Regions from separate parts of the Homo sapiens genome. Here region 1 is linked to region 2. Evidence: read pairs that join two places in POLR2A ChIA-PET (ENCODE). Cell type or tissue: GM12878. All regions are shown on one strand. Links, peaks and the distances in the headings refer to the core of each region. The heading gives the core; the rest is flanking DNA. Region 1 has its middle 110 kb from the start of LRIG2. Region 2 overlaps PHTF1 (putative homeodomain transcription factor 1).

Region 1 (16,040 bases), core at 8,858-11,357, 530 kb after region 2:
TGAATAGCAAGATAATGGCCAAACAAATGGTGCTATGTTCATACAATAGAATACTAATCAGCAATAAAAAAAAAATGGACCACTAATCACATGAGTTTCAAAAACATGCTGAGTGAAAGGAGCCTTACATAAGAGTACAGACTATATCATGAAAAGTAAGTTCACTGCACACTGCTTGTCTGAGTCTGGTAAGACAGAAGAGCCACACATATGAGTTACATGAAGTGGGTTTATTCCTTACAGATAAGCAGCAAGGGATAACAGAAGCCTAGGATTCGTTGTGACCCAGTCCCGCAAGGCTCAGAAAACTGCCTGGGGTGGATGAGTTTGACTGTGAATACCTCACTTGCACTGCAGCTGAAGGCGGCAAGCAGCGTGCTCTGGGTTTTAGACCCAGGGGTACTGTAACACACTGGGCTAGAGTATTGAAGGAATCCTGTTTCTGGGTAGTGGGGAACAGGCACAAAGCCCAGGTTGTTCTGGCCAGCTTCCCCTTATCTCAAGATGTTGCATTTCCAGCATATTCTACGGTTATCCTTGAGCACTACAAGCAAGAAAAGGGGAATAACTGGCTCAGTCTGAGGCCACCTGCACAACTGTCCTGCATGTGATCCTACTTATATGACGTTCTATAATAAGTACTTTATAGAGGGAAAAAGAATTGGAACAGTGGTCACTTCTAGGGTGAAAGAGGAAAGGACTGGGAAGGATCATGAGGGAACATTCTTTCTTTTTTCCTTTTTACCCAGTCTAGGACATCTTGCTATAGCAGCATGAGGGAACTTTCGGTGGTGATACAAATGTATATGCATGAGGGAACTTTCGGTGGTGATACAAATGTATATATCTCGATGGGTGTTTGGATTACACAGGTGTTTACACTTGTCAAAACTCGGCAAATGTATTCTTAAGATTCATGCATTTCATTGTATCTAAAGTTTACATCAAATGAAAAAGCTAACCAAATACTGAACTCTAGTTTGATATGCATGCTGAAGTATTTAGGGGAAAACGTACTGACGCCTGCAATCTACTTTAAAATGAATCACTAAAATAAGATAGATTAATGGGTAGATAGAAGAATGGAGAGATGGATAGATAAGTGAAGAAGCAATTTTAGTAAAATGCTAATGGTAGAATCTAGGTGGTTAGTGTATAGCTATTCATGGTAAAATTCTTTCTACTTTGCTATGTGTTTGAAAATTTTTACAATAAAATGGAAACAAATGAGTGATGTGATTTTTGAAAAATAGCAACCATTTATTGGGTGCCTATGTATACCAAATGCCTTACATACATTTTCCCAATCCTTGTATTTTCCTGATTTTACAGACCAGAAGGTCAACATTCAGAGAGACTAAGTGACTTGCTCAGAGATGCACTGCTGTAAACAGCAAAGCTAGATTTGCTTGGTTTGTTATATGAATAGAATGTGTAATGATCAAGTCAGGGCATTTGGGATATCCATCACCTTGAGGATTAATCCTTTTTTTATTTTATTTTTATTTTTTTTTAAGACGATGTCTCGCTCTGTCACCCAGGTTGGGGTGCAGTGGCGCAATCTTGGCTCACTGCAACCTCCACCTCCCTGATTCAAGCGATTCTGCTGCCTCAGCCTCCCAAGTAGCTGGGATTACAGGTGCGTGCCATCACGCCCAGCTAATTTTTGTATTTTTTGTAATAGTGAGACAGGGTGTCACCATGTTGGCCAGGCTGATCTGGAACGCCTGACTTCAGGTGATCCGCCCACCTTGGCCTCCCAATATTCTGGGTTTACAGGTGTGAGCCACCATTCCTGGCCTAGCATTAATCATTTCTAGGCGTTAAGAACATTTCAAGTCCTCTCTTCTAGCTACTTTCAAGTATTTAATATATAACACATTGTTGCTAATTACTCTTCTCTGTCATGGAACATTGTAACTGATAACTTCTATCTAATGGTATGTTTGTACCTTTTAACCGACCTCTCTTCTTACCCCTCCCACCCGCATGCCCTTCCTTGCCTCTGGTATCCATCATTCTGCCTTCCACCTCCATGAGATCAACTTTTTTAGCTCCCACATGAGTCAGAACATATGATATCTGTCTTTTTGTGCCTGTCTTATTTCACATAACATCATGACCTCTAGTTCCATCCGTGTTGCTGCAAATGACAGGATTTCATTCTTTTTATGGCGGAGTAGTATTCCACTGTGTATATATACCACATTTTCTTTATCCATTCGTCTGCTCATGGACACTTAGGTTGATTCCATATCTATGCTATTGTGAATAGTGCTGCAATAAACATGTTTGTGCAGGTAACCCTCTGATACACTGATTTATTTTCCTTTGGATAAATACCCGGTAATGGGATTGCTGGATCATATGGTAGTTCTACTTTTAGTTTTTTAATTTAATTTAACTTAATTTTTTTTGTACTGACAGGGTCTCCCTATGTTGCCTGGGCTGGTCTCCAACTCCTGGACTCAAGTGATCCTCCCACTTCAGCCTCCCAAAGTGCTGGGATTATAGGCATGATTATAGGCCATCACACCCAGCCCATTTCTAGTTTTTTGAGACATATCAATACTGTTTCTCATAATGACTATACTAATTTACATACCTACCAACAGTGTATAAGAGTTCTCTTTTCTCCACATCCTCAGCAGCATCTGCTACTTTTTCTAATAATAGCCATTCTAACTGGGGTAAGATGATATCTCACTGTGGTTTGATTTGCATTTCTCTGATGATTAGTAATGTTGAGCATTTTTTCATATACCTGTTGGCCCCTTGTACATCTTTTGAGAAATGTCTATTCATGTCCTTTGCCTACCTTTTAATGAGATTATTTGTTTTTGTTTTTACTGTTGAGTTGTTTGAGTTCCTTGTGTATTCTGGATATTAGTCTCTTGTTGGATGAATAGCTTGCAAATACGTTCTCCCATTCAACAGGTGGTCTCTTCACTCTGTTGATGGTTTCCTTTGCTGTGCAGAATCTCTTTGGTTTAACGTAGTCCCATTTGTATATTTTGTCTGTGTTTTTGAGGTCTTGGCCATAAAATCTTTGCTAGACCAACATCCTGAAGTGTTTTCCCTGTATTTTCTTCTGATAGTTTTATAATTTGAAGTCTTACATTGAAGTCTTTAATTTTTGTATATGGTGAGAGTTAGGAGTGAAATTTCATTCTTCTGCATATAAATATCCAATTTTCTCAGCATCATTTATTGAAGAGGGTGTCCTTTCCTCAGTGTATATTACTGGCACTTTTGTCAAAAATCAGTTGGCTGTAAATACTTGAATGTATTTCTGGATTCTCTGTTCCATTGTCTATGTGTCTCTTTTTATACTAATACCATGCTGTTCTGGTTGTTATAGCCTTGTAATATATTTTGAAGTCAGATACTGTGATGCCTCCAGTTTTGTTCTTTTTGCTCAGGATTGCTTTGGCTATTCAGGCTTTTTTTTTTTTTTTTTTGGTTCCATATGAATTTTAGGATTGTTCATTCTAATTCTGGAAAATTGATGTTGGTATTTTGACAAGAATTGCAGTGAATCTGTAGATTTACTTGAGAAGTATAGTCATTTTAGTGATATTAATTCTTCCAATCCATGCACATGGGATGTCTTACCCTTTGTTTGTGTGCTTTTCAATTTCTTTTTTGTTTTTGGCTTTTTTCTCAACTTTTATATACAGGGGTCCGTATGCAGGTTTGTTACAAAGGTATATTGTGTGCTGCTGAGGTTTGGAGTACAATTGAAGCTTGTCACCCAGGTATCAAGCATATTACTCAATACATAGTTTTTCAGCCTTTGCCTCCCTCCCTCTCTCCCCAATCTAGTAGTCCCCAGTGTCTATTGTTCCCATCTTTATGTCCATGTGTACCCAATGTTTAGCTCCCACTTATAGACAAGAACATGCAGTATTTGATTTTCTCTTTCTGCATTAGTTCACTCAGGATAATGGCCTCCAGCTCCATCCATCTTGCTACAAAAGACATAATTTTGTTATTTCTTCTTCTTCTTCTTCTTTTGTTTACCTCTTTTTTACTTTTTTTATTTTTAATTTTTGTGATACATAGTAGGCATATATATTTATGGGGTACATAGATATTTTGGTACAGGCATGCAATACATAATAATCACATCATTGAAAATTTGGTATCTGTCCCCTCAAGCATTTATCCTTTGTGTTACAAACAATCCAGTTACACTCTTTTGGTTATTTTCAAGTGTACAAGTAAATTATTATTGACTAATAGTTCCCCTATTGTGCTATCAAATCATTCTTTCTTGTGGCTGTGTAGTATTCCACAGTGTATATTTACCACATTTTCTTTAACCAGTCCACCATTGATGGACATCTGGGTTGATTCCATGTCTTTGCTATTATGAATATGTCTGCAGTGAACATATGCGTGCATGTGTCTTTTTGGTAGAACTATTTATTTTCCCTTGGGTATGTACCCAGTAATGAGATTGCTGGATTGAATAATAGTTCTATTTTTAATTCTTTGAGAAATCTCCAAACTTCTTTCCACAGTGACTGAACTAATTTACATTCCTACCAACAGTGTACAAGCATTCCCTTTTCTCTGCAGCACCACCAAAATCTGTTATTTTTTTACTTTTTAATAAAAGCCACTCTGACTGATGTGAGATGGTATATCATTGCGGCTTTGATTTGCATTTCTCTGATGATTAGTGATGATGAGCATTTTTTAATATGTCTGTTGGCCATGTGTATGTCTTCTTTTAAGAAGTGCCTGTTCATGTCCTTTGCCCACTTTTCAGTGGGGTTATTTGCTTTTTGCTTGTTGATTTGTTTAAGTTCCCATTAGATTCTGGATATTAGATTTTTGTTGGATGCATAGTTTGCAAATAATTTCTCCTATTTTGTAGGTTGTCTGTTTACTCTGTTGAAAGTTTCTTTTGCTGTGCAGATGCTCTTTAACTAGGTCCCACTTATCAATTTTTGTTTTTGTTGTGATTGCTTTTGAGGACTTAGCCATACATTATTTGCCAAGACCAGTGTTGAGAAGGATATTTCCTAGGTTTCCTTCTAGGATTTTTATAGTTTGAGGTCTCACATTTAAGTCTTTAATCCATCATAAGTTAATTTTTGTATATGGTGATGGGTAGAGGTCCAGTTTCATTCTTTGCATATGGATAGCCAGTTATCCCAAAACCATTTATTGAATAGGGAGTCCTTTCACCATTGCTTGTTTTTGTTGACTTTGTTGAAGAGCTGATGGCTGTAGGTGTGCAGCTTTATTTCTGGGTTCTCTATTCTGTTCCATTGGTCTATGTGTCTGTTTTCGTACCAGTACCATGCTGTTTTGGTTACTGTAGCCTTGTAGTATATTACCTTGAAGTCAGGTAATATGATGCCTCTGGCTTTGTTCCTTTTGCTTTGGATTGCTTTGGCTATTCAGGCTCTTTTTTTGGTTCCATATGAACGTTAGAATACGGTTTTCTAATTCTGTGAAAAATGATGTTGGTAGTTTGATAGGAATAGTGTTGAATCTATAAATTGCTTTGGGCAGTATGACCATTTTAATGATCTTGATTCTTCCGATCCATGAGCATGAAATGTTTTTGTATTTGTTTGTATCATCTCTGATTTCTTTCAGCGGTGTTTAATAGCTCTCTTTGTAAAGATCTTTCACCTCCTTGGCTAGATATATTTTGGTGTATTTTTTGTGGCTATTGTAAATGGGATTGCATTCTTGATTTGGCTCTTAGCTTAAACATTATTGGTATATAGAGTACTACTGATTTTTAGGCCAGGTGCAGTGGCTCACGCCTGTAATCTCAGCACTTCAGGAGGCCAAGATGGGTGAATCACTTGAGGTCAGGAGTTTGAGACCAGCTTGACCAACATGGCGAAACCCTGTCTCTACAAAAAATACAAAAATTAGCTGGGCATGGTGGTGGGCACCTTTAATCTCAGTTTCTCAGGAGGCTGAGGCAGGAGGATCACCTGAACCTGGGGGGCAGAGTTTGCAGTAAGCCGAGATCACACCACTGCACTCCAGCCTGGGTGACAGAGTGAGACTCCATCAAAAAAATAATAATAATACTGATTTTTTTTGTACATTGATTTAAAGTATCCTAAAACTTTACTGAAGAGGTTTATTAGTTCTAGGAGCCTTTTGGTGGAGCCTTTAGGGTTTTCTAGGTATAAGATCATATCATCGGTAAAGAGAGATGGGTTGGATTTCTTTTCCTAGTTGGATGCCTTTTATTTCTTTCTCTTGCGTGATTGGTCTGGTTAGGACTTTCAGTACTATGTGGTGAGAGTGGGCATCTTTGTCTTGTTCCAGTTCTCAAGGGGAATGCTTCCAGCTTTTGTGCATTCAGTATGATGTTGGCCATGGGTTTGTCATAAATGGCTCTTATTATCTTGTGGTGTGTTCCTTCAGTGCCTAGTTTGTTGAGAGTTTTTATCATAAAAGGGTGCTGGATCTTATCAAAAGCTTTTTGTGTCCATTGAGATGATCATATGGTTTTTGTTTTTAATTCTGTTTATGTGGTGGATCACATTTATTGATTTGTGTATATTGAACCAAACTTGCATCCCAGGAATAAAACCTATTTGATTGTGGTGAATTAACTTTTTGATGTGCTGCTGGATTCGGTTTGCTAGTATTTTGTTAAGGATTTTTGAATCTATGTTCCTCAGGGATATTGGCCTGTAGTTTTATTTTCTCATTGTGTCATTGCCAGATTTTGGTATCAGGATGATGCTGGCTTCATAGAATGAGTTAGGGAGGAGTCCCTCCTCCTTGATTTTTTGGAATAGTTTCTGTAGGATTGGTACCAGCTCTTCTTTGTATGTCTGGTAGAATTCAGCTGTGAATCCATCTGGTGCAGGGCTTTTTTTGGTTGGTAGGTTTTTATTACTGCTTCAATTTTGGAACTCAATATCGGCCTGTTCCAGTTTCTTCCTGGTTCAATCTTGGGAGGTTGTGTATTTCCAGGAATTTATTCATTTCTTCTATATTTTCTAGATTGTTTGCATAGAGGTGTTCAAATAGTCTCTGAAGATCTTTTGTATTTCTGTGGGATTGGTTGTAATGTCATCTTTGTAATTTCTGATTTTCCTTTTTTTAATCTTGTCTCTTTTTTTTCATTGTTAATCTAGCTGGTGGTCTATCAATCTTGTTTATCCTTTCAAAAAACAAACTTTTGGTTTTGTTGGTCCTTTGTATGAATTTTTTTCACCTCAGTTTCATTCAGTTCTGCTCTGATTTAGTTCTGTCTTTTCTTCTGTTTGCTTTGGGGTTAGTTTGTTCTTGTTTTCTAGTTCCTCTAGGTACAATATTAGACTGTTAACCTGAGATCTTTCTAACTTCTTGATGTAGTCATTTAGTGCTATAAACTTTCCTTTTAATGCTACTTTTACTGCATCTCAGTGACTTTGGTGTGTTATGTCTCTGTTTTTATTAATTTCAAAGAATTTTTTTATTTCTGCCTTGATTTCATTATCTGTCATTCAGGAGTAAGTTGTTTAATTTCCATGTGGTTGTGTGGTTCTGAGATATCTTCTTGGTATTGAGTTCTATTTTTATTCTACCATGGTTTGAGAGTATGCTCGGTATGATTTACATTTCTTAAAATTTATTGAGACTTGCTTTATGGCTGACCATGTGGTCAGTCTTAGAGTATGGCTGATGTGCATATGAGGAGAATGTATATTCTATGGTTGTTGGTGGAGTATTCTATAGATGTCTGTTAGGTCCAATTGATCAAGAGTTGAGTTTAAATCCAGAATTTCTTTGTTAGTTTTCTACTTCAGTGATCTGTCTAATACTGTCATTGGGGTGTAGAAGTCCCCCACCATTATTATCTGACTGTCTAAGTCTTTTTGTAGGTTTAGAAGTACTTGTTTTATGAATCTGGGTGCTCCAATGTTGGGTGCATATACACTGAGGATAGTTAAGTTTTCTTGTTGAATTAAACTTTTTATCATTATGTAATGCCCTTCTTTGTCTCTTTAACTGTCGTTGATTTAAAGTCTGTTTTATATGATATAAGAATAATGACCCCTGTTATTTTTTGTTTTCTGTTTGCGTGATAGATCCCTTTACTTTGATCCTGCGGGTGTCATTACATGTGAGACACCCTCTTGAAAAGAGCAGACAGTTGAGTCTTATTTTTTTATCCAACTTGCCACTCCGTGCCTTTTAAGTGGGGTGTTTAGACCATTTACATTCAATATTAATATTGATATTTGAGGTTTTGATCCTGTCATCATGCTGTTAGCTGTTGTTTGGTAAACTTGATTGTGTAGTTAATTGCTTTATAGGGTCTATGGGCTATGTCTTTAAGTGTGCTTTGTGGTAGTAGGTATCATTCTTTCATTTCCTTGTTTAGAACTCCCTTAAAGACCTAAAATTCCTTTAATGTTTGCTTCTCTGGAAAAGATTTTATTTCTCCTTTGCTTATGAAGCTTAGATTGGCAGAATATAAAATTCTTGATGGGAATTTCTTTTCTTTAAGGATGCTGAAAATAATCCCCCAATTTCTTTTGACTTGCAAGGTTTCTGCTGAGAAGTTCGCTGTTAGCCTGTTAGCATTCCCTTTTGTACATGATCTGCCTCTTCTCTATAGTTGTCTTTAAGGTTTTTTTTTTTTTTTTTTTGGAGACAGAGTCTCACTCTGTCACCCAGGCTGGAGTGCAGTGGCACTATCTTGGCTCACTGCAAGCTCTGCCTCCCAGGTTCACGCCATTCTCCTGCCTCAGCCTTCCGAGTAGCTGGGACTACAGGTGCCCGCCACCACGCCTGGCTAATTTTTTGTATTTTTAGTAGAGACGGGGTTTCACCGTGTTACCCAGGATGGTCTCGATCTCCTGACCTCGTGATCTGCCTGCCTCAGCCTCCCAAAGTGCTGGGATTACAGGCGTGAGCCACCATGCCCGGCCTAAGGTATTTTTCTTTCACATTGGAAGGTACAATGACTATGTGTCTTAGGGATGGTCATCTTGCATAGTATTTCACAGGGGTTCTCTGAATTTCTTGAAGTTCATGTCAACCTCTCTAGCAAGGTTGGGGAGAGAAATTTTCATGGACCGTATCCTCAAACGTTTTCTGAGTTGCTTATTCTCTCTTTTTCTCTCTCAGAAATGCCAATGAGTTGTAGGTTTGGTCTCTTTACATAATCTGACGTTTCTCAGTTGTTTTGTTCATTTTGTAAAATTATTTTTGCTTTATTTTTGTCTGACTGGGTTGATCCAAAGCACTGGTCCTCAAGCTCTGAGATTCTTTCCTCAGCTTGGTCTAATCTGTTGTTCATGCCTCTAGCTGAATTTTGAAATTCCTATAGTGAATTTTTCTATTCCAGAAGTTCAGTTTGGTTCTTTCTTAAAATGGCTATTTCAACTCTTGTATCACTTTATTGGCTTCATTGGATTGGGTTTCAACTTTCTCCTGAGTACCACTGAGTTTCTTTGCCATCCAGGTTCTGAATTCTGTATCTGTCAATTCAGCCACATTTCAATCTGGGTAGGGTTCATTGCTGGGGAGCCAGTGCAACCATTTGGAGGTAAGGAAACACTCCTTCTTCTTGATTGCTGGAGTTCTTGTGTTGATTTTTCCTTATCTGAGAGAGCTGGTGTTTATCCTTTTGAAGTTGCTGTTATTTGGATGGGGCTTTTTGTTTTTATATGCTTTTGTTCTCTTGAGGCTTTGACTGTGGTGTGTATTGTGTATAGTTGATTGGCTTCATTTCTGAGTGTTTTCAGAGGGCCAAGGCTCTGTATGGGTTATTGAGTTGTGACTAGATTCCTGTACTGGGTTTCATAGTCAATGTATGCTAAAGGAATTTTTGATTGGTGGTATAATTCAGGCTGCATTCCAGTAGATGGAGCTTAAGAGTAAGGGCCAGCAAATAGGCTGTCACTCAGCTATGTGCCTCTTTTATATTTCAGGGCATTCACAGCAGTGCTTTGTGGAGGGAGAGATGTCGGGCGTGAGAGACGACCCCAAGTTTGCTCCTAGGCCTTGGAGGAGCACCCTCTAATCATTGGCATCATGCCTGCATTTCCTTAGCCCCAAAAGGGCCCCTGGGAGGCTACACTCCCACCTCCCTTGGGTGGCCAGAGTCAATGGTTAGGTTGTCAGGAGACCCACAGCTCCCCTGAGATCCACTGGTCCTCTGTGTTTGACATAGTCAGAGTGAGTTATGGAGTATGTCTGCGGATGGTCTGTAGATGCAGTGGGTCAAGATTGGAGGATCCTCAGGGCAGTGTTGTCATGGGTGCACAGCTGGTGCAGCACCCATGACTCATGACTGGGGGGTTTTGCTCAGCAGAAAACTGTGGGGACTACCCAGCTTGTGCTCCCCTGACTGAATCTCCTTCCGGTGTCTGCCCCCGTAGCAGGCCCAAACAGCTAGTTTTGTTCCAAGCCTTCTGTGCCCAGATTGCTGGGGTGTTAGGTGTTCTGGGCTTAGGGGCTCCCTTGGGCAGAGGCTGTGGGCTGTTAAACAGGGTACACCCTTCCCAGACTGATTTTTGTGGAGGGAGGCATGCCCAAATCCCACACTAGTACATGAACCTGCACCTCACTCTTCTGAGGTGTTCTGAGAGTGGGGGCTCCTCACCTGCTTGAGCTCAGGCCACAGATCTGAGCTCGATACCCCTGAGCTATGTGCTCAAACCCTGGGGAGTTGGGACCTGCCCCATGGCTTTGTCCTTTGGCCCCTTGGGGTTGAGCACTGGCTGTGCTGAGGAATGGGGGAGGCTGAATCTTTCCCAGGCCACCAGCAAAGCAATCAGGTGGGGCAAGTGTGTGCACGCTCTTGCACAAGCAGCCAGGCAGGGGCCTTAGGAGGAGCCAGTGGATAGGGGGGTGTGCAGATCAGATGCACCCTAGTACTGCAGGAAAGACAGCTCTGCTCTCTCCCAGCCTGGCAGTCAGCAAGGGCTAGAGTCACTCAGAGCAAAATGGAGAGCCTTGGAGGATGGACACCTATGGTCACATTTTGCTGCAGTTGTCCCCCATGCAAAACCTTTTGGGCTTAGCACAGGTTCGAGTTCTGCCTCTGCCTACTTTCCAGGCAGTTCCCCTGCAAATTAAAATGTCTATGGGGGTCATGGGATCTCTTGTAGCTGAATCTCTTCCTTAGGACCTGCTTAGGGCCAGGAGCTGGTCCTGGTGCTCAGCAACTCTATGAAGTATTCCCAGCTTCCACCCTGTTCAACCTTATTGTCGGTGTTGCCTCTCTATTGACTTTCTGTATTTTCTCTCAAAAGATCTGTTTGAAATGTGTTGGATTAGTCAATTTTTGGTTTCTCTCAGTGGGAGAGGCATTTCCTGGCTGCATCTAGTCAGCTATCTTGTTCTTCTCAATCCTTTTCAATTTCTTTCATCAGTATTTTGTAGTTTTCCTCGTAGAGATCTTTCGCTTTCTTGGTTAAATGTATTTCTAGGTATTTTTTTAAATTTATTTTTGTAGCTATCATAAATAGAATTGCCTTCTTGATTTCTTCCTTGGCTAGTTCATTAATGTTGTATAGAAATGCTGCTGATTCTTGTGTGTTGATTTTGTATCCTGCAACTTTACTGATTTATCATATCTAAGAGTTTTTTGATGGAGTCTTTATGTTTTTCTAGGTATAAGATCATAGCTTTAGAAAAGAAGGACAATTTGACTTCCCTTTTCCAATTTGGGTGCCTTTTATTTCTTTCTCTTGCCTGATTGCTCTGGCTAGGACTTTCACTCCTATGCTGAATAGGAGTGGTGAGAGTGGGCATCTTTGTCTTGTTCCAGTTCCTAGAGGAAAGGCCTTCAGCTTTTCCCCATTCTGTATAATGTTAGCTGTGAGTTTGTCATATACGGCCTTTAATTTGTTGTGGCATGTTCCTTCTGTGCCTGTTTTGTTGAGAGCTTTTATCATGAAAGGATGTTGAATTTTTATCAAATGCTTTTTCTGTATCTATTGAGATGATCATATGGCTTTTGTCCTTCACTCTGTTGATGTGATGTATCACATTTATTGATTTGCATTTGTTGAACCATACTTGCATGCCTGGGATAAATCCCACTTTGTTATAGTGGGTTTTTAAAATGCGCTTTTGGATTCAATTTGCTAATGTTTTGTTGAGGATTTTTGCATCTGTATTCATCAGATATATTGGCCCAGAGTTTCCTTTCTTTCTTTATTTATTTTGTTTCATCTTTGTCTGGTTTTGGTAACGGGGTAATGCTGGATTCATAGAATTAGTTGGGAGAGGCTTCTCCTTTTCAATTTTCTGAAATAGTTTGGAGAATTGGTGTTAATTTCTTTTCTAAAGTTTAGTAGAATTCAGCAGTGAAGTCATTTAGTCCAGAGCTTTTTCTTTTGTTGGGAGAGTTTTGATTACTGCTTTGACTTCATTACTTGTTATTAATCTTTTCAGGATTTTCTATTTCTTCCTGTTAAAGCAAACTATGGCCTGAGAAGGACTCCGTACTTCTATATTTCAGTCCTTATGGATGAACTGTAACCTAGCTTAATAGGCAGACAAGATCGAAAACCTAACTTAGGAGTATGAGCCTGGAACAATAGCTGAGTCTTGGCCAATCCCAGTGGCCATATTTCAACCACTCATAGACTGCTAAGTGTTCATACTGTGTTCAAATAAGGCAAACGCCAACCTTTAACCAATCCAGGTGTTTCTGTACCTCACTTCCGATTTCTGTACGTCATTTCTCTTTTTGTGTCTGTAAGGTTTTTTTGTTTTTTTTGTTTTTTTTTTTGTTTGTTTGAGACATAGTCTCGCTCTGTTGCCCAGGCTGGAGTGCAGTGGCACAATCTCAGCTCACTGCAACCTCCGCCTCCTGGGTTCAAGTGATTCTCCTGCCTCAGCCTCCTGAGTAGCTGGGATTACAGGTGCCCACCACCATGCCCAGCTAATTTTTTTTTTTTCTTATATTTAGTAGAGATGGGGTTTCACCATGTTGGTCAGGCTGGTCTCAATCTCCTGACCTCAAATGATCCTCCCACCTTGGCCTCCTGAAATGCTAGGATTACAGGCATCAGCCACTGTGTCTGCTCTGTCTATAAATTTGTTCTGACCACAAGGCATCCCTGGAGTCTCCTGAATCTGCTGTGATTATGGAGGCTGCCTCATTTGCAAATCGTTCATTGTTCAATTAAACTCCTTTAAATTTAATTCAGCTGAAGTTTCTCTTTTAACATTTCTGATTCAATCTCGGTAGGCTATATGTGTCCCAGGAATATGTCCATTTACTCTCGCTTTTCCAGTTTGATAGTGTATCATTATTCATAAAGTCTCTGATTATCTTTTGTATTTCTGTCTTATCAGTTGTAATGTCTTCTTTTTCATTTCTGATTTTGTTTATTTGGGTCTTCTGTCTTTTTTCTCAGTCCAGCAAGTGATTTATCAATTTTGTTTATATTTTAAAAAACACAACTTTTGTTTCATTGATCCTTTGGTGTTTTGGGTTTTTTTTTCTTTTTAGTCTCTATTGTGTTTAGTTCTGCTTTGATCTTTATTATTTATTTCCTTCTACTAATTTTGGATTTGGTTTGTCCTTGCTTTTCTAGTTCCTTGAGGTGCATCATAAAATTGTTTATTTGAAATCTTTCTACTTATTTGCTGTAGGCACTTATTTGCTATGAACTTCCCTCTTAGCATTGCTTTTGCTGTATCCCACAGGTTTTGGTATATTGTGTGTGTTTCTATTTTCATTTGTTTCAAGAAATTTTTTTATTTCTTCCCTGGCCCAGTTGTCATTCAGGGGCATATTGTTTAATTTCCATGTATTTGTTCAGTTTCCAAAGTTCCTCTTGTTATTAATTTCTACTTTTATTCCACTGTGGTCTGAGAAGACACTTCATATAATTTTAATGTTTAAAAATTTTTCGATACTTGTTTTGTGTCTTAATATATCATGTATCCTGAAAGAATGTTCTGTGTGCTGATGAGAAGAATATGTATTCTGTAGCTATTGGGGGAAATGTTCTGTAAATATCTGGCAGTCCATTTGGTCTAGTATGTAGTTTAAATTATTTTTTTTTCTGTTAATTGTCTGTCTAGATGATCTGTTTAATGCTGAGAATGAAGTGTTGAAATCCCCGACTATCATTGTATTGGAATCTATCTCTCCCTTTAAATCTAATGTTTGCTTTTATATCTGGGTGCTCCAGTGTTGGGTGCATATATGTTTAGAATTGTTATATATCTTCTTGCTTAACTGATCCCTTTATTATTATATAGTGATCTTCTTTGTCTTTATTAACTGTTTTTGACTTAAAGTCTGTTTTATCTGATGTAAGTATAGCTACTTCTGCTCACTTTTGGTTTCCATTTGTATAGGATATCTTTTTTCATTCCTTTACTTTTAGTCTACATGTGTCTATGTGTGAGATGAATTTCTTTTAGGCAGCATTTAGTTGGGTCATGTTTTTTTCTCCATTCAGTTAGTCTATATCTTTTCAGTGGAAAGTTTAATTCATTTACATTCAAGGTTATTATTGATATGTGGGGACTTATTTCTGTCATTTTATTAATATATTTCTGGTTATTTTTTGTATCCTTTGTTCCTTTATTTCTCTTTTATTGTTTATCACTGTGGTTTGGTGGTTTTCCATAGTGATAATGTTTGAGTATTTTTCTTGTTTTTGAGTTTACTCTATCTGTGGGTTTTATATCTGTATGTGTTTTCATGATGGTAGATATATTTCTTTCACTACTGAGTGTAGAATTTCTTAAGCATTTCTTGTATGACTGATCTAGTTGTGATGAATTCCCTAAACTTTTGCTTGTCTGGGAAAGGCTTTATTTCTCATTCACTAATGAAGGATAACTGTGCTGGTTATAGTATCCTTCACTGACCATTTTTTTTTCTTTCAGCACTTTAAATATATCATCCCATTCTCTCCTGGACTGTAAGGTTTTTGCCAAAAATCTGCTGTTAGTCTGATGGGAGTTCCTTTATAAGTGACTGCCAAGACCAGCTCGGTTGGGGAGACCCTAACTCAGCAGCGCCAGAGGAATTAAAGACACACACACAGAAATATAGAGGTGTGGAGTGGGAAACCAGGGGTCTCACAGCCTTCAGAGATGAGAGCCTCAGACAGAGATTTACCCACATATTTATTAACAGCAAGCCAGTGATTAGCATTGTTTCTATAGATTATAGGTGAACTAAAAGTATTCCTTATGGGAAACAAAGGGATGGGCCGAAATAAAGGGATGGGTTTGGCTAGTTGTCTGCAGCAGGAGCATGTCCTTAAGGCACAGATCGCTCATGCTATTGTTTGTGGTTTAAGAACACCTTTAATAATCCCAGCACTTTGGGAGGCCGAGGCGGGCGGATCACGAGGTCAGGAGATCGAGACCATCCCGGCTAAAACGGTGAAACCCCGTCTCTACTAAAAATACAAAAAATTAGCCGGGCGTAGTGGCGGGCGCCTGTAGTCCCAGCTACTTGGGAGGCTGAGGCAGGAGAATGGCGTGAACCCGGGAGGCGGAGCTTGCAGTGAGCCGAGGTCCCGCCACTGCACTCCAGCCTGGGCGACAGAGCGAGACTCCGTCTCAAAAAAAAAAAAAAAAAAAAAGAACACCTTTAAGTGGTTTTCTGCCCTGGGTGGGCCAGGTGTTCCTTGCCCTCATTTCGGTAAACCCACACCCTTCCAGTGTGGACGTCATGGCCATCATGAAGATGTCACAGTGCTGCAGAGATTTTGTTTATGGCCAGTTTTGGGGCCAGTTTATGGCCAGATTTTGGGGGGCCTGTTCCCAACAAGTGCTAGATGCTTTTGCTGTTTTTAGAACTCTTTGTCTTTGACTTTTGACAGTTTAACTGTAATGTGCTGTGGAGAATACCTTTTTGCATTGTATCTATTTGGGAATTTTTCAGCCTCTTGTATCTGGATGTTTAGCTTTCTTGCTAGACTTGGACAGTTTTCATCTATTATTTTGTTAAATAACTTTCATTTTGTCTTCACCTTCTAGGACTCTGAAATTTTGAATATTTGGTCACCTTATGGTGTCCTAATAGTCACATAAGCTTTGCTCATGTTTTAAAATTATTTTTTCTT
Region 2 (16,040 bases), core at 7,616-10,115:
CACGAGGTCAGGAGGTTGAGACCATCCTGGTTAACATGGTGAAACCCTGTCTCTACTAAAAATACAAAAAAAAAAATTAGCCGGGCGTGGTGGCGGGCACCTGTAGTCCCAGCTACTTGGGAGGCTGAGACAGCAGAATGGCATGAATCCGGGAGGTGGAGCTTGCAGTGAGCCAAGATCACACCACTGCACTCCAGCCTGGGCGACAGAGCAAGACTCTGTCTCAAAAAAAAGAAATGCTATTGATTTTTATGTCAATTTTGTATCCTGCAACTTTAATGAATTTGTTTATCAGTTCTGATAGTTTTTTGGTGGAATCTGTAGGTTTTTCCAAATATAAGATCTTATTATCTGTAAACAAAGGTAATTTGAATTCTTCTTTTCCAATTTGTAGGCCTTTCATTTCTGTCTCTTGTCTGATTGCTCTAGCTAGGACTTCTAGTACTATGTTGAATAACAGTGATGAAAGTGGGCATCTTTGTCATTTTCCAGATCTTAGAGGAAAGGCTTTCAGTTTTTCCTCATTCAGTATGATACCAGCTGTGGGTCTGTTATGTGACTTGACTTTTATTGTTTTGAGGTATGTTCCTTCTATACCCTGATTTTTGAGAATTCTTATCATGCAGGGATATTGAATGTTATCAAATGCTTTTTCATCATCATTTGAAATGATTATATGGTTTTTTTCCTTCATTCTTTTGGTATGATGTGTCACGTTAATTGATTTGTATGTATGTTGAACCATCCTTGCATCCCTGGTATAACCCTACTTGGTCGTGATGAATGATCTTTTTATTTATTTATTTTATCTTATTGTTACTAATATTTGAGACAGAGCCTCAGTCTGTTGCCCAGGCTTGAGTGCAGTGGCATGATCTTGGCTCACTGCAAACTCTGCTTCCCAGTTCAAGTGATTCTTGTGTGTGAGTCCCCCATGTAGCTGGGACCACAGGCATGTGCCACCACATCCCTCCCTCCCTAATTTTTTGTATTTTTTTGTAGAGGTGCACAGAAGTCAAGTATTGAGATTTGAGAACCTCTGCCTAGATTTCACAGGTTGTATGGAAATGCTTGGATGTCCAGGCAGATGTTTGCTGCCGGGGCAGGGCACTCATGGTGAACCTTTGCTAGGGCAGTGTGGAAGGGAAATGTGGGGTGGGCACCCGCACATAGAGTTCTCACTGGGGCACTTCCTAGTGGAGCTGTGAGAAGAGGGCCACTGTCCTCAAGACCCCAGAATGGTAGATCCACCAATAGCTTGCATTGTGCACCTGGAAAAGCCGTAGACACTCAACACCAGCCCATGAAAGCAGCCAGGAGGGAGGCTGTACCCTCCCGGTGATACTTGATATCATTTTAATTTTCTGGAATGTTTTAAGACTTGTTTTTTGGCTATAATATGGTATATCCCTGAAAATGATTCATGCACTGAGGAGAAAAATGTGTATTCTATAGCCAGTAGGTAAAATGTTTAGTAAATGTCTGTCAGGTCTGTTTGGTCTGTAGTGTAGATTAAGTCCAATTTTTTTTGTTGGTTTTTCTATTTGGATGATCTGTCTAATGCTGAAAATGAGGTTGAAGTCTCCAGCTATTATTGTATTGGAGTCTGTCTCTCTCTTTAACTCTAATAATATTTGCTTTATGTATCTGGGTGCTTCAGTGTTGGGTGCATATATATTTACAATTGTTTGTCCTCTTGCTGCATTGACCCCTTTATCATTATATAATGACCTTTAACTCTTTTTATAGTTAAAGTCTATTTTGACCAATATAAGTATAGCTACTTGATATGGTTTGGCTGTGTCCCCACCCAAATATCAACTTGAATTGTATCTCCCAGAATTCCCACGTATTGCAGGAGGGAGCCAGGGGGAGGTAATTGAATCATGGGGCTGGTCTTTCCTGTGCTAGTCTCGTGATAGTGAATAAGTCTCACAAGATCTGATGGGTTTATCAGGAGTTTCTGCTTTTGCTTCTTCTTTCTCTTGCCGCCACCATCTAAGAAGTGCCTTTCACCTCCTGCTGTGATTCTGAAGCCTCCCCAGCCTTGTGGAACTGTAAGTCCAATTAAACCTCTTCTTCTTCTCAGTCTCAGGTATGTCTTTATCAACAGCATGAAAATGAACTAATACAGTAAATTGGTACCAGTAGAGTGGGGTGTTGCTGAAAAGATACCTGAAAATATGGAAACAACTTTGGAACTGGGTAACAGGCAGAGGTTGGAACAGTTTGGAGCGCTCAGAAGAAGACAGGAAAATGTGGGAAGTTTGGAACCTCCTAGAGATTTGTTGAATGGCTTTGACAGCAATGCTGATAGTGATATGAACAATAAGGTCTAGGCTGAGGTGGTAACAGATGGAGATGAGGAACTTGTTGGGAACTGAAGCAAAGGTGACTCTTGTTATGTTTTAGCAAAGAGACTGGTGGCATTTTGCCCCTCCCTTAGAGATTTGTGGAACTTTGAACTTAAGAGAGATGATTTAGGGTATCTGGCGGAAAAAATTTCTAAGTAGCAAAGCATTAAAGAGGTGATTTGGGTGTGGTTAAAGGCAATCAGTTTTATAAGGGAAGCAGAGCATAAAAGTTTGGAAAATTTGTGCCCTGACTATGCGATAGAAAAGAAAAACCCAGGCCAGGCGTGGTGGCTCACGCCTGTAATCCCAGCACTTTGGGAGGCTGAGGTGGGTGGATCACCTGAGGTCAGTAGTTTAAGACCAATCTGGCCAACATGGTGAAACCCCATCTCTACTAAAAAAATACAAAAATTAACCAGGCATGATGGTGGGTACTTGTAATCCCAGCTACCTGGGAGGCTGAGGCAGGGGAATTGCTTGAACCCAAGAGGTGGCATTTGCAGTGAGCTGAGATCACGCCACTGCACTCCAGCCTGGGTGACAGAACGAGACTCTGTCTCAAAAGAAAAAAAAAAAGAAGAAAAGAAAAACCCATTTTCTGGGGAGAAATTCAAACTGGCTGCAGAAATTTGCATAAGTAGCAAGGAGCCTAACATTAATACCCAAGCAATGGGGAAAATGTTTCCAGGACATGTCAGACACTTTCATGGCAGCCCCTCCCTTCACAGGCCTGGAGGCCTAGGAGGAAAAAGTGGTTTCGTGGGCCGGACCCAGGGTCCCCATGCTGTGTGCAGCCTTGGGACTTGGTGTCCCATGTCCCAGTTGCTCCAGCCATGGCTGAAAGGGGCCAATGTACAGCTCAGGCTGTGGCTTCAGAGGGTGGACGCTCCAAACCTTGGCAGCTTCTACGTGGTATCGAGCCTGCAGGTGCACAGAAGTCAAGAATTGAGGTTTGGGAACCTCTGCCTAGATTTCAGAAGATGGATGCCCAGGCAATAGTTTTGCTGCAGGGGCAGGGCACTCATGGAGAACCTCTGTGAGGGTAGTGTGGAAGGGAAAAGGTGGGGTCGGAGCCCCCACACAGCGTCCCTACTGGGGCACCACCTAGTGGAGCTGTGAGAAGGCCACCATCCTCCAGACCCCAGAATGGTAGATCCACCAACAGCTTGCACTGTGCTCCTGGCAAAGCCTCAGACACTCAACACCAGCCTGTGAAAGCAGCCAGGAGGGAGGCTTTACCCTGCAAAGCCATAAGGACAGAGCTGCCCAAGACCATGTGAACCCACCTTTTGCATCAGCGTGACCTGGATGTGTGAGACCTGGAGTCAAAGGAGATCATTTTGGAGCTTTAAAATTTGACTCCCCCACTGGATTTCAGACTTGCAAGGGCCCTGTAACCCCTTTGTTTTGGCCAATTTCTCCCATTTTGAACGTGTGTATTTACCCAATACTTGTATCCTCATTGTATCTAGAAAGTAACTAGCTTGCTTTTGATTTTACAGGCTCATAGGTGGAAGGGACTTGCCTTGTTTCAGATGAGATTTTGGATGCTGGACTTTTGGGTTAATGTTGAAATAAGACTTTGGGGGAGTATTGGGAAGGCATGATTGGTTTTGAAATGTGAGGACATGAGGTTTGTAGAGGCAAGGAGCAGAATGATATGGTTTGGCTGTGTCCCCACCCAAATCTCAACTTGAATTGTATCTCCCAGAATTCCAGTGGGTTGTGGGAGGGGCCCAGGGGGAGGTAATTGAATCATGGGGGCTGGTCTTTCCCATGCTATTCTCGTGATAGTGAATAAGTCTCACGAGATCTGATGGGTTTATCAGGGGTTTCCGCTTTTGCTTCTTCCTCATTTTCTCTTGCCCGCCACCATGTAAGAAGTGCCTTTTACCTCCCGCCATGATTCTCAGGGGCCTCCCCAGCCATGTGGAACTGTAAGTCCAGTTAAATCTCTTTATCTTCCCAATCTCGGGTATGTTTTCATCAGCAGCATGAAAATGAACTAATACACTACTCCTGCTAATTTTTAGTTTCTATTGGGATGGAATATCTTTTTCCATCCCCTTATTTTCAGCCTGTGTGTATCTTTTATAAAGTTTGTTTCTTGTAGGTAACAGATCATGGATTTTGTTTTTTTAATGCATTAAGCCACTCTATGTCTTTTGATTAGAAAGTTTAGTTCATTTACATTCCATGCCATTATTGATAAGTAAGGACTTACTCCTGCCACTTTGTTAGTTGTTTTCTGGTTCATTTGTGATCTCTTCTTTCTTTCCTTCCTATCTTCCTCTTAGTGAAGGTGATTTTCTCTAGGGGTATTTTAAAATTTATTTCTTTTTATTTTTTATGCATCTTTTATTATTTTTTTAATTTGGGGGTTACATTGAGGCTTGCAAATAATATTTTATAACCTATTTTTTTAAACTGGTAACACTGATTGCATAAACAAGCAAACAAACTCATAAACCAGCAAAGAGAAAAGTAATAAAAACTGTACACTTTCACTCTGTCCCCTTGCTTTTTAACTTTTTGTTGTTTGTATTTATATCTTATTATACTGTCTATGTCTTGAAATGTTGTATTCTTTTAAGTTGGTTCATCTTTTAGTCTTCCTATTGAAGATATGAGTCGTTTACACATAACAATTACAGGGTTATAATATTCTGTCTTTTTTGTGTATTTACTATTACTAATGAGTTTTGTACCTTCAGATGATTGCTTATTGCTCATTAATGTCATTTCTTTCAATTTGAAGAACTCTCTTTTGCATTTCTTGTAGGCAGGTCTGTTGTTGATGAAATCCTTCAGCTTTTGTTTTTTTCTGGGGATGTCTTTATTTTTACTTCTTGTTTGAAGTTTATTTTTGTTGGGTATAGTATTGTAGGACAAAAAGGTTTTTCATTTAGCAGTTTAAATATGTCAGACCGGCTGGACATAGTGGCTCAGGCCTATAATCCCAGCACTTTGGGAGGTCAAGATGGGAGGATTGCTTGAGGCCAGAAGTTCAAGACCAACCTGGGCAACATTAGGGAGACCCAGTCTCTACAAAAATAAAAATAAAAAATCAGCTGGATGTGGTGACCTGTGCCTGTGGTTCCAGCTATGCTGGAGGTTGAGACAAGAAGATCGCCTGAGCCCAGGACGTTGAGGCAGTAGTGAGCTGTAATTGTGACAGTGAACTCCAGCCTGGGCAACTGAGATCCCCATCTCAAAAAAAAAAAAAAAAAAAAAAAGGGAAAAATAAGTAAGTAAATAAATATGTCATACCACTCTCTCCTAGCCTGTAAAGTTTGCACTGAGAAGTCTGCTGCCAGAAATATTGGAGTATCTTTGTATGCTATTTGTTTCCTTTCTCTTGCTGCTTTTAGGATCCTTTCTTTATCTTTGATCTTTGAGGGTTTGATTGTTAAATGCCTTGAGGTAATCTTCTTTGTGTTAAATCTGTTTGGTATTGTATGACCTTCTTGTACTTGAATATTGGTATCTTACTCTAGATTTGGGAAGTTTCCTGTTATTATCCCTTTGAATAAACTTTATACTCCTGTCTCTCTCTCTACCGCCTCTTTAAGGTCAGTAACTCTTAGATTTGCTGTTTTGAGGCTATTTTCCAGATCTTTTAGGTGTGTTTCATTCTTTTTTATTCTTTTTCTTTTGTCTCCTCTGTGTCTTTTTAAATATACTGTCTTGAAGCTCACTAATTCTTTCTTCTGCTTGATCAATTCTGCTGTTAAGAGACTCTGATGCATTTCTTCAGTATGTCAGTTGCATTTTTCAGCTCCAGAATTTGTTTGATTTTTTTTTTTTAGTTATTTCACTCTCTCTGTTAAATTTATCTGATAGGATTCTGAATTCCTTCTGTGTATTCTTGAATTTGTTTGAGTTTCCTCAAAATAGCTTTTTTTTTTTTTTTTTTTTTTTTTTTTTTTTGAGACAGGGTTTCACTGTCATTGCTCAGGTTGAAGTGCAATGGTACAATCTCGGCTCACTGCAAACTCCACCTCCTAGGCTCAAGTGATCCTCCTGCCTCAGCCTTCCAAGTAGCTGGGACTACAGGCACATGCCATTGCACCCAGCTAATTTTTGTAAAGACGAGGTTTTGCCATGTTGCCCAGGCTGGTTTTGAACTCCTTAGCTCAACTGATCCACCTGTCCCTTGGCCTCCCAAACTGCTGGGATTACAGGCATAAGCCACTGTGCCTGGCTAAAAATAGCTATTTTGAATTTTCTGTCTCTAAGGTTGTATATTTCTGTCTCTCTGGAATTGGTCACTGGTATCTTATTAGATATTGGTGAGGTCATGTTTTCTTCGATGGTCTTGATGCTTGTGGATGTTCATTAGTGTCTGTGCATTGAATGGTTAGATGTTTATTGTAGTCTTCACAGTCTGGGCTTCTTTGTACCTGTCCTTCTTGGGAAGGCTTTCCAAGTATTTGAGGGGAATTGGGCATTGTGATCTAAGTCTTTGGTCACTGCAGCTGTATCTGCATTAGGGGGCACCCTAAGCCCAGTAATGTTGTGGCTCCTGCAGACTTGTAGAGGTTACTGCCTTGGTGGTCTTGGGTCAGATCTGGGAGAATTCTCTGGATTACCAGGGAGAGACTCTTGTTCTCTTCCCTAACTTTCTCCCAAACAAATGGAGTCTCTTTCTCTCTGTGCTGAGCTGCTTGGAGCCAGGAGGAGTGACACAGCACCCCTGTGGCCATTAATACTGGGACTGGCCTGGGTCAGGTCTGAAGCCAGCACAGCACTGGGTCTTGCCCAAGGTCCACATGGTGACCACTTGCCTGTCTACCACCTATGTTTACTCAAAGCCCAAGGGCACTACAATCAGCAGGTGGCAAATCCAGCCAGGCTTATGTCCTTCCTTTTAGGGCAGCCAGTTACCCTAGCTCTGGGCAGATCCAGAGACGCTATCAGGGCCTGGCGTTGAGAACCTTAGGAATCTTCCTGTCATTCTATTCTACAGCAGCTGAGCTCACACCCAAACCAAAAGACAAACTCCTTCTCATTCTTCTCTCCCGTTTCCTCAAGCAGAGGAATCTCTCCCCATGGCCACCGCTGCCCCAGGCCTGCAGCAAGTACTGCAAGGCTGTTGCTGATATTCACTCAAGGTCCAAGGGCTCTTTGGTCAGCTTGTGGTCAATGCTGATAGGCCTGGGTATCTCCCTTCAGGGCAACGGGCTCCCCTCTGGCCCAGAGTGCGTCCAGAAATACCATCCAGGAGCCAAGGCCTAGAATCAGGGACCTCAAGAGCACACTTGGTGTTCTACCCCACTGTGGTTGAGCTTGTACCCTGCCTGTAAGACAGAGTCCCCTTTACTCTTCCCTCTCTTTTCCTCAAGCAGAAAGAGTCTCTCCCTGTAGCCACCACAGCTGGGAATATACTGGGTCCCTCCTGAGGCCAGCATGGCTCTGAGTCTCACCCAATGCCCACAGTGAGTACTGCCTGGCTACCACTGTTGATTATACAGAGCCCAAGGGCTCTTTGGTCAGCAGGTGATGACTCCTGCCAGGACTGGATCCTTCCCTTCAAATGTGCTGGTTGCATTTTGGTCCAAGGTGTGTCTAGAAATGTCATCCATAAGCTAGGTCCTGGAATGGGGGCCTCAGGACTCTGGTCCCTTGTTCTACTCTGGCTGAGCTGGTATCCAAGTTGCAAGACAAAGTCCTTTTTACTCTTCTGTCTCTTCCTGGGCTGTGAACAACACTGCCTGGCTTTGCAGTAAGGGTGGCAAAAATGCACTCCCTGGCCACCCAGCTGGTGTCTCAATAGGTCATGTGCACCTAAGTCTACTGGGCTAGTGGAGTGGCAATAACAGACGATATAAGGTAGGAGTTGCATTGTGTCTGAGAAGATGTGGAGAGGACTGTGAACCTACTTTTGTGCAACACTGAAAAGTATATGCTTCCTTTCAGTTAATTGACATGAGTCTTTGAAGAATAGACTCACATTCTGAGTCTGTGAGTGAGTATTTTGTCATTCTACACCCTTACTTAGCAAGCTAAAGTCCTGAAAAATATGATTCCTGCATTTTCTTGATTTCCAGAATAATATAGCGTATTCCTTAAAAGAAAGTGGTTTCATGAAAGGTGTTACTTTCAAAAAATTAATCTTCTTTTCCTTTTTTAAAAAATAGGATTAAAAGAGTAAAATTAATATCTAACAAAGGGACTGAAACTGACAATGACCCAAGTTGTGTCCATCCTATCATTAAGAGGAGACAATGTCGACCAGAGATTAGAATGTGGCAAACAAGAGAGAAAGCAAAATTTTCAGATGGAGAAAAGTGCCGTAGGGTAAGATTTAGATGGATTTAACAAGGGGTTTTTTTCCCCATGTAACATTTTCCTATTAAGATTCTGTTAGAGATATAAAATAGGTACTAGTAGGTTTATAAATTTGTCCTAACAAGTAAAACCACAGGATATGAAAAGAAGATACCACATGAAGACTGGAACTTAGTCTTAAAATTTATAGTACTGGACTTGTTATTAATTTTGCGAGTTCTGTAATCCTAGCACTTTGGGAGGCCGAGACAGGCGGATCACGAGGTCAGGAGATCGAGATCATCTTGGCTAACACGGTGAAACCCCGTTTCTACTAAAAATACAAAAAATTAGCCGGGCGTGTTGGCGGGCGCCTGTAGTCCCAGCTACTTGGGAGGCTGAGGCAGGAGAATGGCATGGCATGAACCTGGGAGGTGGAGCTTGCAGTGAGCCGAGATCGCGCCACTGCACTCCAACCTGGGAGACACAGCGAGACTCCGTCTCAAAAAAAAAAAAAAAAAAAATTTTGTGAGTTATCCAGCCTTAGCAGTAGGCTGGTAGATTTAATAAACAGATTAGTGAAGAGGGTGCTGGGTCATATTCCAGAGAAGCAGTGATAGTATAGTAAGAGTTTGGGAAATTATTTTGTAGGTTTAAGTAGACATGGTCTGCTCTATGTCTAAAACTAGCTACACACTTTTATAGTCTTAAACTGTTTTCTTATTGGTTAGATTGTGGCATTTAGTCTAAGAATTATTGAGCCGTTACTATAACCAGGCATTGTTCTGAGTACTTTACGTATACTAACTTATCTCATTTATTTTCAACAAACCTGTGAAATAGATGCTTTTATTATAATTTCTTTTTAGATGAGGGAACTCAGCTCCAAACAGATTTAGTAAATTGCTCAAGGTTATGTATCTAGTAAGTAGAAGAGCTGTGATTCAGGCTTAGAGTTTGACTTGAGTCTTGGTTTTTGAATACTACATAACACTGCCTCTTCATTTAGGATATTTAGTTTCAACTAAATATTTTTCTTAATTGAGATTAAGTAATATATGGATTTGTTCAGTTTTGGGTTAGTTTACTTTTGCTGCTTGGTAGTTTTTGTATGATTTTTTTTTGTTTTTACACATGCAGCTTATTAGAATATTTTGGGCTGTCCCCTGTGAAGGTATTGCTGTTCTCTTTGTAGGAGGCTTTTAGGCGTTTGGGTAATGGGGTGTCTGATGACCTGTCAAGTGAAGAAGATGGTGAAGCACGGACACAGATGATATTATTGCGTAGGAGTGTGGAAGGGGCCTCAAGTGACAATGGTTGTGAAGTTAAGAATAGAAAATCAATACTTTCAAGGCACCTAAACTCTCAGGTAATTTCTATTTTAGTTTATGAAAGTATAGGACTGAATCATTGAAGTTAGTAACAAAGCATTTAACATATTTTCCTATTGCTTGTTGGTTTGATTTTTGGCAGGTAAAGAAAACCACTACAAGGTGGTGTCATATTGTGCGGGATTCAGATAGTCTGGCTGAATCAGAATTTGAATCAGCAGCCTTCAGCCAGGTAAAGTATCCCTTTGAGAAATCAAGGTATATTTTTGAGGGTAATAACTTTATCCATTCCTTTTTTTATTGGTTGCCCTAAAGTAGCATTTACATTAATATTTGCCAGCCCTTCCCTGTCTCCAATTACCCATCTCCTTATCTAGCAGCTTTTAATGACTACACACCTAGAAAGAATATTTTCCTACATTGACCCTAAGCTTAAAAGTATCACAGATGATGCCCAGCAGGAGGTTACTTAATCCCTAAATAATGAGATTATTAAATATTCACTTGGCATATGAAGTTTATTTTTAAACATCATAAATTGGATTGATGCTGATGAAGACAGATTTTTGAGAAAGGAGTTCTGAAAGATGGGAGTAGTAAATCTCATCATGAGAGCTAAAGGGCATATTATATTATTTGGAAAATTGTAACTCAGAGGTGAGCAGAGTAGATGGTGGTGGTGTGGTTTTTTCTTTTATTTTGATTAATAAGGCAATTGTGGTCATGGAATAACTTTCATATTTATGTTGGTACTTTTCTTTGACTGATTATCCTTTAACGTTTTGGAGCTGAATCCTGTTCACGAGTAGGTCTGTAGTCAAGTTCACAATATTTAGAGTTGGGGTCACTTTGTGTGTGTCAAAAAGCTCAGCTAAGCCAATTGAGTGGGTCATCTTGGTGTGCTTACAGGAATCACTCCCCTCCCAGAACACCTTAGTTGATCAGTTCCATAACATGGCAGTAGCTTCTTAGAGGGAGTACTGCTTGCTAGAGACATCAGAGTTTAACATTTAAATATTAAAATCTATTATTGGCTGGACATGGTGGCTCATGCCTGTAATCTCAGCACTTTGAGAGGTTGAGGTTGTTGGATAGCTTGAGACCAGGAGTCGGAGACCAGCCTGGGCAACAAAATGAGACCACATCTTTACAAAAAAAAAAAAAAAATATATATATATATATATATCCGGGTGTGATGGTATGCACCTGTAGTGCCAGCTACTCAGGAGGCTGAGGCAGGAGGATCATTTGAGCCCGAGTTTGAGGTTGCAGTGGGCTATGATCATGCCACTGCACTCCAGCCTGGGTGACAGAGCGCGACCCTGTATCAAAAAATAAAAAAGCATTATTGTTACGTGAAGCCCTGTGAAAAAATGAATTCATGGTGATTGACTTCTGAAGGCTTTCAAGCCATTGCTGTAGATAAGTTGTTTTAATTTTATTTCACATGTAATTATTTTTAAAGATGAATAACATTTTTTGCTTTTTGTTTTCCTTTAAAGGGCTCTAGATCGGGTGTGAGTGGTGGCTCTCGAAGCCTCAACATGTCAAGAAGAGACTCAGAAAGCACCCGCCATGACTCGGAGACTGAGGACATGTTATGGGACGACCTGCTACATGGCCCAGAGTGCCGGTCATCTGTCACCAGTGACAGTGAGGGGGCCCATGTGAATACCCTTCACTCAGGGACCAAACGTGACCCCAAAGAGGATGTTTTTCAGCAGGTCTGTGCAGACATGATAAGAATAGCTAGTATTTATTGTGTTCTTACTGTGTGTCAGGCACTCTGTCATCTCATTTAACTTTACAATCATCCTGTAGGGTAGATACTATTATTATCCCCAGTTTAGAGGTGAGGAAACTGAGCATAGTCTATAAGTGAAGATGTTGGGATTAGAACTCAGGGAGAAGTAATCTAGAGTTGCCCTAACCTAAATTTTTCTGTATATTACTTTTTCTTATTATTTTCCTTAGAATGGTCCTTTATGTGTATTTTATATTTTATATGAGTAGAGTTTGCATATAGAGAATATACCTTATATTTTCATGAACATCACAGTGTTACATATGAATTACTAGGAAATGGTATTGCTTGCTTTTTGAACAATGCATAAAATAAATAATGCTTTTAATTTCAGGTTTTATATTAATATCATAAAGTCAGATAGCCATTAGAAGGTATTTCAACCTTCCAACCAATGTAGAGATTCATTCTACATCTGTGTAAATTTTTTACCATCTGTTATGTGGTGATAATAGTTCTTACTTCTTAGGAATAGTGTGAAATAGCTAATGAGATAATATAAAGTACATAGCATAATACCTGGCAAGAGTAAATACCCAATAAATGTTAGCATTATTATTTATATCTCCATCAGATGATCAATTGGCCTCTTAAATACTTCTGGAGCTGGAATGCTTGTTATTTAATGATACAGCTTATTCCACTTCTGGATAGATTGAATGATGAAGAAATAGTTCACTTATCAACCTTTCAGTTGCTTAATGTCAATGATTGTTATGATTCTTAGGTTTTTGTTCTTTAGGCTAAATATTTCCACATTGTCTTGCAAATAGTGGATGATGGATATATATTTGTTTAATTGTCAAATATTCTTGATTCAAAAATACCATTGATTTAGGTTATACATTTTCATTTAAAAAATCGCTTCATTAAATGTATATAATTTTTAAAAAATGAACAAGAAACAGTGTAAATTTTCTCATTAAAGTTTTCTTTTTTGGGACAGAGCTCACTCTGTTGCCCAGGCTGGAGTGCAGTGGTGCAATCATGACTCACGGCAGCCTTAACCTCTCCAGCTCAAGTGATCCTCCCACCTCAGCCTCCTGATTAGCCACCATGCTTGGCTAATTTTTAAATTTTTTGTAGAGACAGGGTCGCACTATGTTGCTTAGGCTGGTCTTAACTCCTGGGTTCAAACAGTCCTCCCACCTTAGCCTCCCAAAGTGTTGGGATTACAGGGGTGAGTCACCATACCTGGCTCTCATTAAAATTTTATGCTACTTTTTCTGATTTTGCAGTGAGGCTAAATATTTTTTGCATTCAGTCTGAAGATTCATCTAAATTACATTAGTTTTCAGTAGTTATGCATAGTATCACGATGATGTTGATCTCCGTAGCACTCCCCTCCTTTGAGATTTGCAGTATAATTTTAAGACATATATAAGAATAATTGAGTGTGGTAAACTCACCATGTCAAATGCAATAAATCATTTTCCAATCCTGTTCACGTAGCCTATTCTTTTATTCCCTGTATTTCTTAATACCACACTACCCACCCAAGTCAAAAAGCTTGAAGTCATTCTTGACCCCATTTTTTTTTTTAGATGGAGTCTTACTCTGTCACCCAGGCTGGAGTACACTGGCACAATTTTAGCTCATTGCAACCTCCGCCTTCCAGGCTCAAGTGATTCTCCTGCCTCAGCCTCCTGAGTAGCTAGGATTACAGGTGCCTGCCGCCTGCCACCACACCTGGCTAATTTTTGTATTTTTAGTAGAGATGGGGTTTCGCTGTGTTGGCCAGGCTGGTCTCGAACTCCTGACCTCAAGTGATCCACTCACCTCGGCCTCCGAAAGTACTGGGACTACAGGCGTGAGCCACCGCGCCCAGCTGGCCCCATTCTTTCCACCCTTAGTCGCTTATGTTCTTTTGATTCAGCTGTCTAAATACCTGCATCTCTCTGTTTCTGGTCACCCTGCTTGGTGCAGGCCATCATTTTATCTCAACTGGATCATTACAGTAGCTTCTGTAGGGTTGCCTCTGTTCCTTTCATTTTCCTTGCTACAGCCAGAGTGATAATTCTAAAATACAAATCTGATAATGCCACTTCCTTTAAAATCCTTTTTTCTTCTTTCTGGATTGCTTGCTTCTGTTCCTTTATTTGTTCTAATACAGTCTCATCTCTGACCATTCCCTCCCTCCTCCTCACATGGTGAACTTCGACTCAACTAACCTTCTTTGTTTCTGATGTGTACCAGGCCTCATGTGCCTCTGGGCCCTTATGCATACAGGTTTCTTTGCCTGGGACATAATTTTCTCTAATGCCAATTCTTTTGGTTCATTCCTTTTTATTTCCAGGCAGGTCTTGGCTTGAGTGATGCTTCCTTCAGGAAGCCTTTCTTATATACTCCTAAAGCACTCTTGCCTTTCCTTACCATGCTGTATAGTAACTTCCTTCAGAAGTCTATAAGCTCCTTGATAGCAAGGACATCTATCTTGTTCTCCATTTTATCCACATGCATGATACATAGTAGGTGCTTAATATGAATTGTATAAGTCAGTGAATCAATCAAGTCAGTGATTCAAATCAATAAATACTTGTTGGCATTATGCTAAGCATGGTGGTAGAAGAGAAAAAATATGCCAGATGGTCCTTTTCTAGAAGATTATCTTTTAGTTTGGGAACAAGATAATTATATAGGAAACAAATAGAGGACAACATAAAAGCACCATATAATAAGATGTTAATTTGTCTGATACAGACTGTAGAAGTTTTTCATTTCAGAGAAGGGCAAAGTTAGTAAGACTGAGGCTGTCAGAGAGGACCATGTTGGTGAAATGGGACTTGAGCTAGTATTTAAAGAATAAGACATGATATGGCAGAGGAGGAGAGGGAGCTGTTTTCATTGTGACTGTCTCCACTTGAGCTTTTCTAAGCCTCACTAATTTTGTGTCCTGGTTAGACCAGAAACAGACTTAACTCCTCAGTCATTCATGTGATTTATAAGGCCTTTTAGTATCTCTCTTCCTTTACTTCCTATTACTCCCAGTGTAATCTCGTAGCTCTAGAAATTCTTTCTTAATAGCCCATGACTACACTAAGCTTATCCTCACTTCCATACCTTTAGAGAGGGAAGCAACCTTGGAGATCATGGACTATCTCTCCTCATAACAGAAGACATTTAGTCTCTCTCTAGATGAGAGAATGGCTTAGTAAGGAAAAATGGACCTAGCGAGCCATGGTGGTATGTGCCTATGGTCCTTGCTACACAGAAGGCTGTATAGAGGGAGGCAGATGGGAGGATTGCTTGGGCCCAGGAGTTTGAGACCAGCCTGGGCAACATAGTGATACCCTGTCTCAAAAAAAAAAAAAAAAAAAAAAAAGAAAGAAAGAAAGGACCAGCATTATAGAGGTGGTTATTAGAGTGTTGGCAAATGAATGGAGCCTGGGAAAGAAAAACTAATGGAGGCAAGAGGGCATGGATAGAAACAATTTTATATTTTTCTTCTCAGAATCATTTATTCTGGCTTCAGAATTCAAGTCCTTCCTCTGATCGAGTTAGTGCAATAATCTGGGAGGGGAATGAGTGCAAAAAGATGGATATGTCTGTGTTGGAAATAAGTGGCATCATCATGAGCAGGGTAAGACTGAATATGTTTTCAGATTTTTCAAAAAATATACGAAGTGATCAGGAGCTATTTTATAAGAATCTCTTAGTGATTAAAACAGTATGACTCTGCTTTTGAAGCACATATATATCATATTATATATAATAACATTATTAACATATATATGTAATTTTGTAGTCAGAGTCTTTACATGGTAGTATATACATTATTTGTTATACCTGGTCTCTATTAACATAATCAACTGTTCAGGTATGCTCTACAGATATTCCTTATCTCATTGAATCCCAATTTTTAATAAGATTTGAAAGTCATAAATCTGTATGTCATTTGTATTTATACTTTTAGAATGTGTTTTTAATAGTCTAAATAGTGTTTGATAAATACTGCTTTGTAACTCCATTTAGCTAACACAATAATGGTGGAAATTTTAAATTAATTCACAGGTCAATGCCTATCAGCAAGGAGTAGGTTATCAGATGCTGGGAAATGTTGTCACTATTGGATTAGCATTTTTTCCATTCTTACATCGACTTTTCCGTGAGAAGAGCCTTGACCAACTAAAGTCCATTTCAGCTGAGGAGATCTTGACTCTCTTTTGTGGGGCACCACCTGTTACACCTATTATTGTTTTGTCGATAATTAATTTTTTTGAAAGATTGTGTCTTACTTGGATGTTTTTTTTCATGATGTGTGTGGCAGAGAGAACATATAAA

What was found. Peaks named below come from ENCODE experiments on the same cell type or tissue, not always from the same donor. Only the 100,000 strongest peaks of a DNase experiment are listed, where the experiment ranks them.
Region 1: POLR2A ChIA-PET joins it to region 2 with 5 read pairs; 2 of 35 experiments call an interaction of 5 or more read pairs at or near these places.

The regions. Positions count from the first base shown.
Region 1 is chr1:113,172,539-113,188,578 of GRCh38, reverse strand. No RefSeq gene overlaps it. Among named protein-coding and RNA genes, the nearest start is that of LRIG2, 110 kb to the right of the region's middle. RefSeq lists enhancers at 10,191-10,390, 10,471-10,550. In GM12878, for the core only: no CTCF peak of the experiment used is centred there; a DNase peak (open chromatin) is centred at 10,303.
Region 2 is chr1:113,705,893-113,721,932 of GRCh38, reverse strand. It overlaps PHTF1 (putative homeodomain transcription factor 1), which reads left to right. Exons shown (of 19, transcript NM_001323043.2): 8 at 8,495-8,654; 9 at 9,820-9,993; 10 at 10,098-10,187; 11 at 11,458-11,679; 12 at 15,211-15,339; 13 at 15,771-16,040. Among named protein-coding and RNA genes, the nearest start is that of PHTF1, 46 kb to the left of the region's middle. In GM12878, for the core only: no CTCF peak of the experiment used is centred there; no DNase peak of the experiment used is centred there.